2 separate regions of the Homo sapiens genome follow, and region 2 is linked to region 1. Evidence: read pairs that join two places in POLR2A ChIA-PET (ENCODE). Cell type or tissue: PC-9. All regions are shown on one strand.

Region 1 (5,000 bases):
TCACTAAGAGAAAAGGCAACTTAGTCAATTTATTACATTCTTCTTCTCAGATGACATTAATAAATAGTGTTTCAGTGTTGTCAAGGTAGAAGGAAAAACATAATTTAAAGTTTGCCAACTTGATTTATAATTTTAAACCTTTAAAGCTATGGTATGTGGGCCTCCATTTGTACCCCTAACCTGGGTTTATACATATTAAATGATAAGATATAATAAATGAAACTTAGAACGAATTCTGGCATATTTACATAACATTTAGTAGTAAGCAGGCACAAAAGTGTCATATAATCTGTTCTATCATTAGCAGTGGTGAATCCAACAGGTCTGTAGCAAACATGATTCTTGCCTCCTTGGAGGAAAAATTTCAGCTGAGAGGCACAAGACAGAAGGAAAGACCAAGGCAAGTTTTAGAGCAGGAGTGAACATTTTTTTTCAAGTTTTTGAGTAGGAACAAAAGGAAGTAAAGTAAACTTGGAAGAGAGTCAAGCAGATGACTTGAGAGATCCAAGTACCCAGTCAGACCCTTGACATGGAGTTTTTACACATTGGAATGGTTCCAGGGTTTGTGTGTCTCCTCCCTTGAGTTTTCCTTGGGGCAGGCAGGATGCACGCACAGTGGCCTGCCAGCACTTAGGAGGCGCTACGTGTGAAATGTGTATGTGTTTACTGAAGTTGTGCACATGCTCATTTGAGGTATTTTTTCCCTTACCAGTCCAGTGTTCCTAAAGGAAGTTCATATACCAGTTAAACTCTGCCATTTTGCCTCTTAGTGTACATGCTGAGGCTGCTCACCCAACTCCTGAGATCTTATTAGGAAGCCGCTGATAACCAGCATCAGGTGTTTTCCACCTACTGAGAGTTTGCCTTTCCCTAGTGCCAGCTTCGACCAATTATTGTTTTAGACAGACAGTTTAACAACCCGCTGACCATCACGTGATGGTCACCTGACATTCCTGGGGAGGGGGTACCATCTCCTGCCCTGCTCATGTCTGCTTAGCTACCCACTCTAACACTATGAACTGGTGAGTTCTGAGGTTTAGGCATTCCAGGAAGGACCTACATGAAAAGCTCGTCTGAGGCATATTCGATACTACCTTAGTGTCAGGATTCTGTTAATCTAATCAGAGTCAGGGCAGAATTATCTATAGGTGGCCTTGCACAAGACCAGTACAAATTCCAAGCCTAGGATATTATCCAGCCAGGTCCTTTCTTCCATTAATACAAGAGCTGAGCTGCCTATTTTGTCTAGGCCATCAAGGACTTCTACCATTCCTTATGAAAAATAATCAACTCTCTAAGGCAGATTAAAGTAGAATTATTTAAAGCTCCTCTCTGTTAACTTTCTCTGGTGTGTGAATTCTTAATTCAGGTATTTAAAATGCTAACTATCTAACCCTGAATTATATATTCTTGATTGGGGTACTTGTCCTAGTGTATAGATTAAAACTTACACACATAGCATTGTATACATTGAAACACTATAATGGAAATTAAATGTAGTATAATGCACTGTTATGGAAGGTCTTGCCCTGGTTTTGCTGAAAGTTCTATGGGAGAACTGGGGCCTGGAAGCCTAGAGCAGGCACAAAGCTTTATGCCTCCTTTCTCATTCCACGGTCCCCTTCCCATTCTGTCATAGGCTTTTCAGGTCTAGAACAGTTCATGGAGAATCTGGGTAGGAATGTCAACCAGGAGCCATCTGTAAAGCTATCAAAATTGGCTGCCTTTATGTCAACATCAGACTGCTAACATATGTGACCTTTAAGATCCATTTGTGCTTGCTCTCAGCAGGATTGTAAAGATGTTCTTAACATTCAAGAATGGAATGAATGCTGACTTTTAACCTTCTTTACTCTCCCCCAGTTGAAGCTGAGAAAAAGTTTTTACAATTTGAATGTCAGGCTTTTTCTTTTCTTTCTTTTTTTTTTTGTTGAGACAGATTAAGGAGAAACAGAGCTTTAGAACTACTTTCTCTTCCAAGGCCTCCAGGAGTTTGGCTGACAGCCCTAATGCCCACAGCAAGTCAAAAAGAATAACTGCACATTTGGTTCTTTGCAGAGCCCATTACCTTTAGGTCCCCTGCCCTTCCTCCAGGGGTTTTCTTGGCTAGGACTTAAACAAAGGATTGTGAAAGAAATATCAACCCAGTGAGCTTTTTCTAAACTTCCCACACCCCTTTCCATTTATAGCCAATGCCCTCTGAGCAGAGCAAGGCCATATAGAGCAGAGCCTATGCCAGACTTCAAGACAGCAGCACTTCTGCATGAGATGCAATGAACAAAGAAAGAGGAAATTTTATCTTCTAGTTCACTGGCCTGGCTTGGCTTTTACAGTGCAGCATTCTCAAGTAAAGTATCTAAAACACTCCAAAAAAAAAGAGCATCCTGTGCTTTTTCTAACATTTCCCATCTACACTCTGCTTTCCTAAACCTAGATGTCATAAACTGTGGAGAGAAGTATAAAAGGGATTCATTCAAGACCTGTCCCCAGGGGTCCCGTCACAATTCTGTGCCATGTGCTTGTAATCAGCAGTCGCTCCAGAGAATGAAGACTCAGATCCCTTGGATTCTTCTGCCTGGCCTTTTAGAAGCCCACTGGTCTATGCCCTGCCCTTCGCTGAAGGCACCTCAAGCTTATTGAAATGTTGGCCAGCCATGACTTTTAACCACTCCCAGAATTCTTTGTTACAGGATTACTCACATCCCTGAGGCCATGGATGGAATAACTGATCTGTAAACAAAAGGGAAACAACTGCCAACTCCTGGATCCAATAATAAGGATTACACTGTGGAACCTTGGGGATTGTGAGACTCTTAAATACTAAATTCCATAGTCAGGAATGGGGAATGCCCCAATTTGGGGCTTTTTGGTGTCTCCATCATGGGTTGTGTGCCGTGTTTCTTGTTCCTGATGTTTTATTATGTCAACCACAAAAAAAAAAAAAAAAAAAAAAAACCCAAAAAACATTGCATGCCTCTGCAGTAGTCATCCTTCCTTTATTTTCATCCTTCCCTCTCAGATTTTCCCAGGCTTCTGGCTGATTCTGCAAGAGAAGGCTAGAGCCTGGAGGTTTCCCATATCAAGAACATTTTCAGAATCCTTAGCACTGGGACTTTAAGGATTCAAAACAAATGGATGTCCCTTGAGATAAATGGCTCCATCCCCCCATTTCTTTTCTGCCTTGGCCCTTAAGGGGCAATATAGACCACATAGCTTAAATGAGGCAAAATAGAAATAATCACCTATTTTAAATGGAGAACATACATATATATCTCATGAGGAAACTGAATGATTAAGCCTCCCCATGTTATCTAGGAACTAGATAATGTTTTTTTGTTTTCTGCAAGTGATTCTGAGTAACTGGTACTAGGACGTAAGTTTCCTTGTGAAACAAGACAAGGTAGTTTTTTTCTTATTTGAGGTAGGAAAGGATGGTATTGGTGGGTTGAAGAAGTTGGGGAAGCACAGGCCAGCAAGAACTTGTAAGGCAGGACAGGGAAGCCTGTGTACTCAACCTCTGCCATGATACCTAAGAAAGTTAAGGAAAAACAAAATCATCCTCTCTAAAATACTGGGAATTGTGGACCTAAAAAAAATTAAACACATGGGCACACTCTGTCCCTCCTCTGCCTGTATCAGATCAGAAACAGAACTCACAGAAAGCAGCACGAGAGGACCCAGGAGCAGGCTCTTCTCTTCCCAAAAATTTACCTTCCCACATTTTCCTACCTTTTGGAAGCCTAAAGTTACTCTCTTCTTAGGCTTGTCACTATATAGTATTTATGGCTGTTTGTTAAAATACTGTTTAAGCAAGGCCCCTAAGTCATTGCCTTGAGAGAGAAATACTTCTGAACTGAGGCCTCTGCCATGTAATGAGTACAACATGCATTAATAAACTTCTGTTTGCTTTTCTTTGGTTAATCTGACTTTTGTTTTAAAGAAAATGTCTCAATGAAGATCCTAAAAAGAGAAAGAAAAGAAATTATATTTTCTGTGCTTTCCCTTAAAAGGCATTGAAATCGCAGCCAAGAAAAAATGTCAAATATGGGACAAAATAAAAGACTCCTTCAAGGGACATTGTTGTGATGCTCAGTCTTACTTGAGCTTGAGTCTTCTCTTACTGACTGTCCAGCCTTCATTCCAGTAAGAACACACAATCACATCCATCCAGGGTCTATCACAATTGATCATCTCATCCACACTAACAAATCTCTAACTCCCCATCAATGGCCTAGTAGGAGTAACATTTATCTGTATCACAAAATTTTGCTCAGACCCAACATAGATAATCCCCAGAAAGCCCTAAAACATCCATATGCATCAAGACTGTAACTGTGTAATAGTGCATTTAAGATTAGGTTTGGAGAATGGAACTATCAAGCTGGAGACCAATCAGCTGGGAGGTGATTTGTAACATCTCCACTGACATGCATATAATTTAGAGACATGCCTTTCACTCTCCCTGTATCTTAGCTCCATAATCTGGCAATAAAACAGATCTCTGTTCCAAACACACAGGTCTCCAAGGACCTCAAAAAGTTTTGTATCTTTAATAGGTCTTTAGAGCTCCACTACGAAGGGGTTTCATAAACATTATGGACTCAGAGCTGCCTCGAAAATGAACCTTTAGAAATAAATGCAATTTGCATTCTACCATTTTAGAATGCCTAGATCCAGCCTCCTCTTGCACAGGAACGTAGGAGGAGACATAATTGAGAAGCTGCTTGTAGCACAAACTGACTATTGCACATCAAGGCATAATGCCTATGTTCCAAGAAAGAAAAGGGAGAAGTATAAGACTTTTCCAACTGACTCTTTCCCCTTTGTATCATTATAGGATTATGCTGTAGAAGGCATTGAGTATCAGACAGAGACTGGAGGAAGGGGTATTAAAAGCTTTGAGCAAGGGGATAACTTAGGTTAAAAAAAAGAGGGCAAAGGATCCACATGCAAAAAGAAAAATAGAATTCCTAAAGTGTGTAAAGGAATAAAACTTTAAA
Region 2 (5,000 bases), 790 kb before region 1:
TCTTTTCCTCCTCTCATCTCCTCCTCCTCCTCTCTCCTCTCCTCCTCCTCTTCCTCCTCTCCTCTCCTCTCCTCTCACCTCTTTTCCTTTCCTTTCCTCTCCTCCCCTCTCCTTCTTCTCCTCCTCCTCTTCTCCTCTCCTCTCCTCTCCTCCTCCTCCTCCTCTCCTCTCACCTCTTTTCCTTTCCTTTCCTTTCCTCTCCTCTCCTCTCTTTTCTTTTCTTTTCTGTTTTTCTTCTTTTCTTGGTCTTGCTCTGTTGCCCAGGCTGAAGTGCAGTGGTAGGATCATAGCTCACTGCAGCCTCAAAGTCCTGGGGTCAGGCGATCCTCCTGCCTCAGTCTTTCCAGTAGCTAGGACTATAGACGTGTGCCACCACTCTTGGTTAATTAAAAAAAAAATTATTTTGTGGACATGGGGTCTTTCTCTGTTACCCAGGCTGATCTTGAATGCCTGACCTCAAGTGATCCTCCTCTCTTGGCCTCCCAAAGTACTGGGATTACAGTTGTGAGCACCGTACTTGGCCTAATTTTTTATTTTTATTTGACTTTCAACCTTAAAAATAAAACCAAGACCAATTTCCAGGCAGTTGTTGTGGTTCTACTTGTTTTGTAATATTGTGATGAATTTTAACATCTTGTTCCTAGATTGCCTAAAAAAATTGAAAACTAATGATTGTATTCTTTCCTGCATTAGTGACTTTTGTGTACGTGTAGAGTACATTGTTAATTGTTAAAATACTGTAATTAGCAATTTACAGGGCCAGGGATAAGAACTTGTACATTGGTAGACTAGGAGATAAATTCTAGATAGCAGAAATGAGGGACTAGAGAGATTATGAGAGAAAGAAAAGTCAATATAAGGGACATTATTGAGGTCATCTCATGAGCAAGTGGACTCAGTCCTACCCAGAACATTTAAAGAGCATGAAGATGCTTCTCAGAATCATCTTCCTGAGGATCAACAAGAGGATTTTCCTGATGGGCTCTGTGTATTGATTGTGGGTTACCCTTGGGGGTTTGGGTTTTGGTGGTAACTATTTGGCCTTCAGGTTCCTGTAACTATTACATTTGGATCACCCACTAAGTCATACTTTATCTGTATAGCCAAGAAATCCCTTGGTCTTATGAACAGAGGCCTAAATTTACTCCCCCAATTCCCAGACTTGGGTTATGGTCCTCTCTCATTTTCCATACTCAGGTGTATTCATTCTTAGAATTAAAGAGGGACTGAGTCTTGCTGAGGAAAGACCTAACCATAACATCAGATTACATGCTAGAGATCTTTCCCCTAGTCTTACCTAAAAGGATCAAGTGGCCATTTATCAGGATAATTGTGCTCTGGGAAAAGGAAGTACAAAGACTTCTCTGAGAATATTAATACTGGCTCTGAACTATTGATAATCTCTAAAGGCCTGCATAGCTACTATTTTCCATAAATCAGAGGAAAATGGACTTCGTGTCCATGTCTATCTTACAAGGGCCTAGTGACTCCACAAACCTGTTCTGTGGTTATTTTCTCAGTTCCTGAACTTATAGTTGGAATAGTATACTCAGCAAAAGCAGATATCCTATTTTAGCTCTTTTTTCCATGTAGGTCATGGTCACTGAGTTAGAAAAGACTAAGTGATAACTTTTGGAGCTCCTTCTCCTTTCCAAAATAATAAACCAAAGCCAAACTTCATCCTCAGGGAGGAGTCATAGATACTGGTGCCACCATTCAAGATTTTCTTATCATATCCCCATTAACTCATTATGCAGATGATAGAAAAGTTTCAGGAAATGACAGTGAAGATTACAAATTATTTGAGAAAACAAATTTTTATTAAAATGAAAATTTAAACAAATGGAAAGACATGTCATTTTTTTTCTTCTTTTACAAATTGTTTATCCATGTGTTTTCGCTGTTCATTATTGGTGAGTTCATAAATCAGTCATATACTTCATAATCTTTTAAGATAACTCTTCCTTTTGTACATTTTGAATTCTGTCCCACATGAATATATTACAAATTAAAAAAATAAATGAACAAGATTTCAATACAAATAAATATAAATTAAATAGCAAAGTCAGTATGTTGAAGAGGTATCTGCATTCCCATGATGATTGCAGCATTAATGATAATAGCTGACATATGGAATCAAAGTGTCCAACAATGAATGAAGAAAGTATTGTGTGTGTGCATATATATATACACATATATGTATGTGTATATATATATACACACACACACAATGGAACAATACTCAGCCATAAAAAGAATGAAATCCTGTCACTTGCAGCAACATGGATGGAACTGGAGGACATCACGTTAAATGAAATAAGCCAGACAAAGAAAGACAAATATCTCATATTCTCATCCATATGTGGGAATGAAAAAAAGTTGATATAGAAATAGTGAATAGAACATTTTATATTCTTGAATGGGAAGGTTATATATCATAAAAATATTAATCCCTCATCAAATTAATGTATAACTAAAATGCAGTTCCAATTAGAATTCCAACAGGGATTTATTTGTGTTTAAACAAAATAATCTGGAAATTTATATAGAAACATGAAAGCCATGGAATAGTCAACCAAATGTGAAAAAAAAAGAATAGTAAGGAAGACTTAACTTACCAGAAATCAAAACATGTCACAGTCACTATTATCCTAGAAAGAGACAAATTATCATTAAAATGGAATAATTAATATAGAAATAGATTCCAGAAATTTTATATATGACAAAGTTGGTAGATCAATTCTGTAAGAAATCATATTTAGTGATGCCGTAATATGTTGTACTATCTTAACTGATTAACAATTGCAATAAAATAAAAATAGACTTCTGTTTTAGTCCATAAATTCCAGATGGAATAATTAAGTAATCGCAACATCAAAACAATTGGAAATTTTCAAGGAAATCTAGAAGAACGTTTAAAATTTAGGGGAAAGATGACCTTATTCACCAAGGCTGGTAATCCTTATGCCATAAAAAATAGCTATGTATTTTTAACTTTATACAAATAAAAATCCTTTATGTAGCAAAAACACCATAAACAAATTAATAAGTGAACATATGAAAGATTTAGAAAAAAAATGTTTAAGCAGATGACAAAGGGTTTGTCTAATAATTTAAAAAGCTCTTATCTTATGCATTGAACAAAAGTCCCCTAAACAACCCAATAAAAAAAGACAAAGAATATTAGGAGAGCAAATTCAGTGGGCTACAAATGTGTTTTCAAAAGACATAGTCTAGAACAAAATACAGAAGTTTTGAAATAAAGTCAGGAAAAAATATAACAGATACTATAAAAGGATTTTTTTAAAAAATTTTATTATTGTTATACTTTAAGTTTTAGGGTACATGTGCACAACGTGCAGGTTTGTTACATATGTATACATACGCCATGTTGGTGTGCTGCACCCATTAACTCGTCATTTAGCATTAGGTATATCTCCTAATGCTATCCCTCCCCCTTCCTCCTACCCCACAACAGTCCCCGGTGTGTGATGTTCCCCTTCCTGTGTCCATGTGTTCTCATTGTTCCATTCCCACCTATGAGTGAGAACATGCGGTGTTTGGTTTTTTGTCCTTGCGATAGTTTGCTGGCAATGATAGTTTCCAGCTTCATCCATGTCCCTACAAAGGACATGAACTCATCATTTTTTATGGCTGCATAGTATTCCATGGTGTATATGTGCCACATTTTCTTAATCCAGTCTATCATTGTTGGGCATTTGGGTTGGTTCCAAGTCTTTGCTATTGTGAATAGTGCCGCAATAAACATACATGTGCTTGTGTCTGTATAGCAGCATGACTTATAATCCTTTGGGTATATACCCAGTAATGGGATGGCTGGGTCAAATGGTATTTCTAGTTCTAGATCCCTGAGGAATCGCCACACTGACTTCCACAATGGTTGAACTAGTTTACAGTCCCACCAACAGTGTAAAAGTGTTCCTGTTTCTCCACATCCTCTCCAGCACCTGTTGTAGGAATGTAGTTTTAACAATAAATCAGTATTATTCAGGGAAAATTATTTTCAAAGGAACAAACAGTTACTTTTATGTTGCTTAAAAATATATTCCATTGGCCAGGTGCAGTGGCTCACGCCTGTAATCCCAGCACTTTGGGAGGCCAAAGTGGGAGGATCACGAGGTCAGGAGATCGAGACCATCCTGGCTAACACGATGAAACCCCGCCTCTACTAAAAATACAAAAAAATTAGCTGGGTGTGGTGGTAGGCGCCTGTAGCCCTAGCTACTTGGGAGGCTGAGGCAGGAGACTGGCGTGAACCTGGGAGGCGGAGCTTGCAGTGAGGCGAGGTCGTGCCACTGCACTCCAGCCTGGGCGACAGAGCAAGACTGTCTCCAAAAAAAAGAAAAATGTATATATATTCCATTCCATCAAGAAGATATTTTATGGACATGTTATGATTCAACAACATAGCTTCAAACTACTTAAAACAGGACCAATAGAAATTAAAGGTGAAGTTGACAATTACAAATCCACTGACCAAGTAGAAAAATGTAGAGAGGCAGAATTCTTCAATAACACAATTAACTAGATTGATCTAATTTACATACACATTCAATAGACAACATACTTTTTTCCCGAAATGCACATGGAATATTAAAAAAAAGACCATCGTTTAGACCATAAAGGATAATAGCATACATCCTGCAGGCCATATTTACTGACCACGGTTCAAGAAAATTCAAAATTATAAATAATTGTCTAAAGAATATTGAGGAAAGCAAAATTAAATTATCTATTTGAAAATTTAAAAAAATTTACCCTAAATAACTGAAGTTAAAATGTCATCATAATAGAACATATCACTATTAGAAATAAATGATGGGAGTGCTAACTTACCATAACTGCAAAGAAAGCAATATTCAGAGGAAAGTTTATATCTTTCAGTGGCATTTATTAGAGCACAAAGACGATGGAAAATAATTAAGTTTTTAACTTAAGAGACTAGAAAGAAAGTAATAAGATAAACCCAGTCCAGAGTT

Evidence for each region. ChIA-PET counts read pairs that join two places held together with the same protein. Peaks named below come from ENCODE experiments on the same cell type or tissue, not always from the same donor. Only the 100,000 strongest peaks of a DNase experiment are listed, where the experiment ranks them.
Region 2: POLR2A ChIA-PET joins it to region 1 with 5 read pairs; 3 of 35 experiments call an interaction of 5 or more read pairs at or near these places.

Annotation. Positions count from the first base shown.
Region 1 is chr2:188,627,189-188,632,188 of GRCh38, reverse strand. No RefSeq gene overlaps it. Among named protein-coding and RNA genes, the nearest start is that of DIRC1, 160 kb to the left of the region's middle. In PC-9, no CTCF peak of the experiment used is centred here; a DNase peak (open chromatin) is centred at 2,688.
Region 2 is chr2:189,415,033-189,420,032 of GRCh38, reverse strand. It overlaps a transcript of COL5A2 not described here. Among named protein-coding and RNA genes, the nearest start is that of WDR75, 24 kb to the left of the region's middle. In PC-9, no CTCF peak of the experiment used is centred here; no DNase peak of the experiment used is centred here.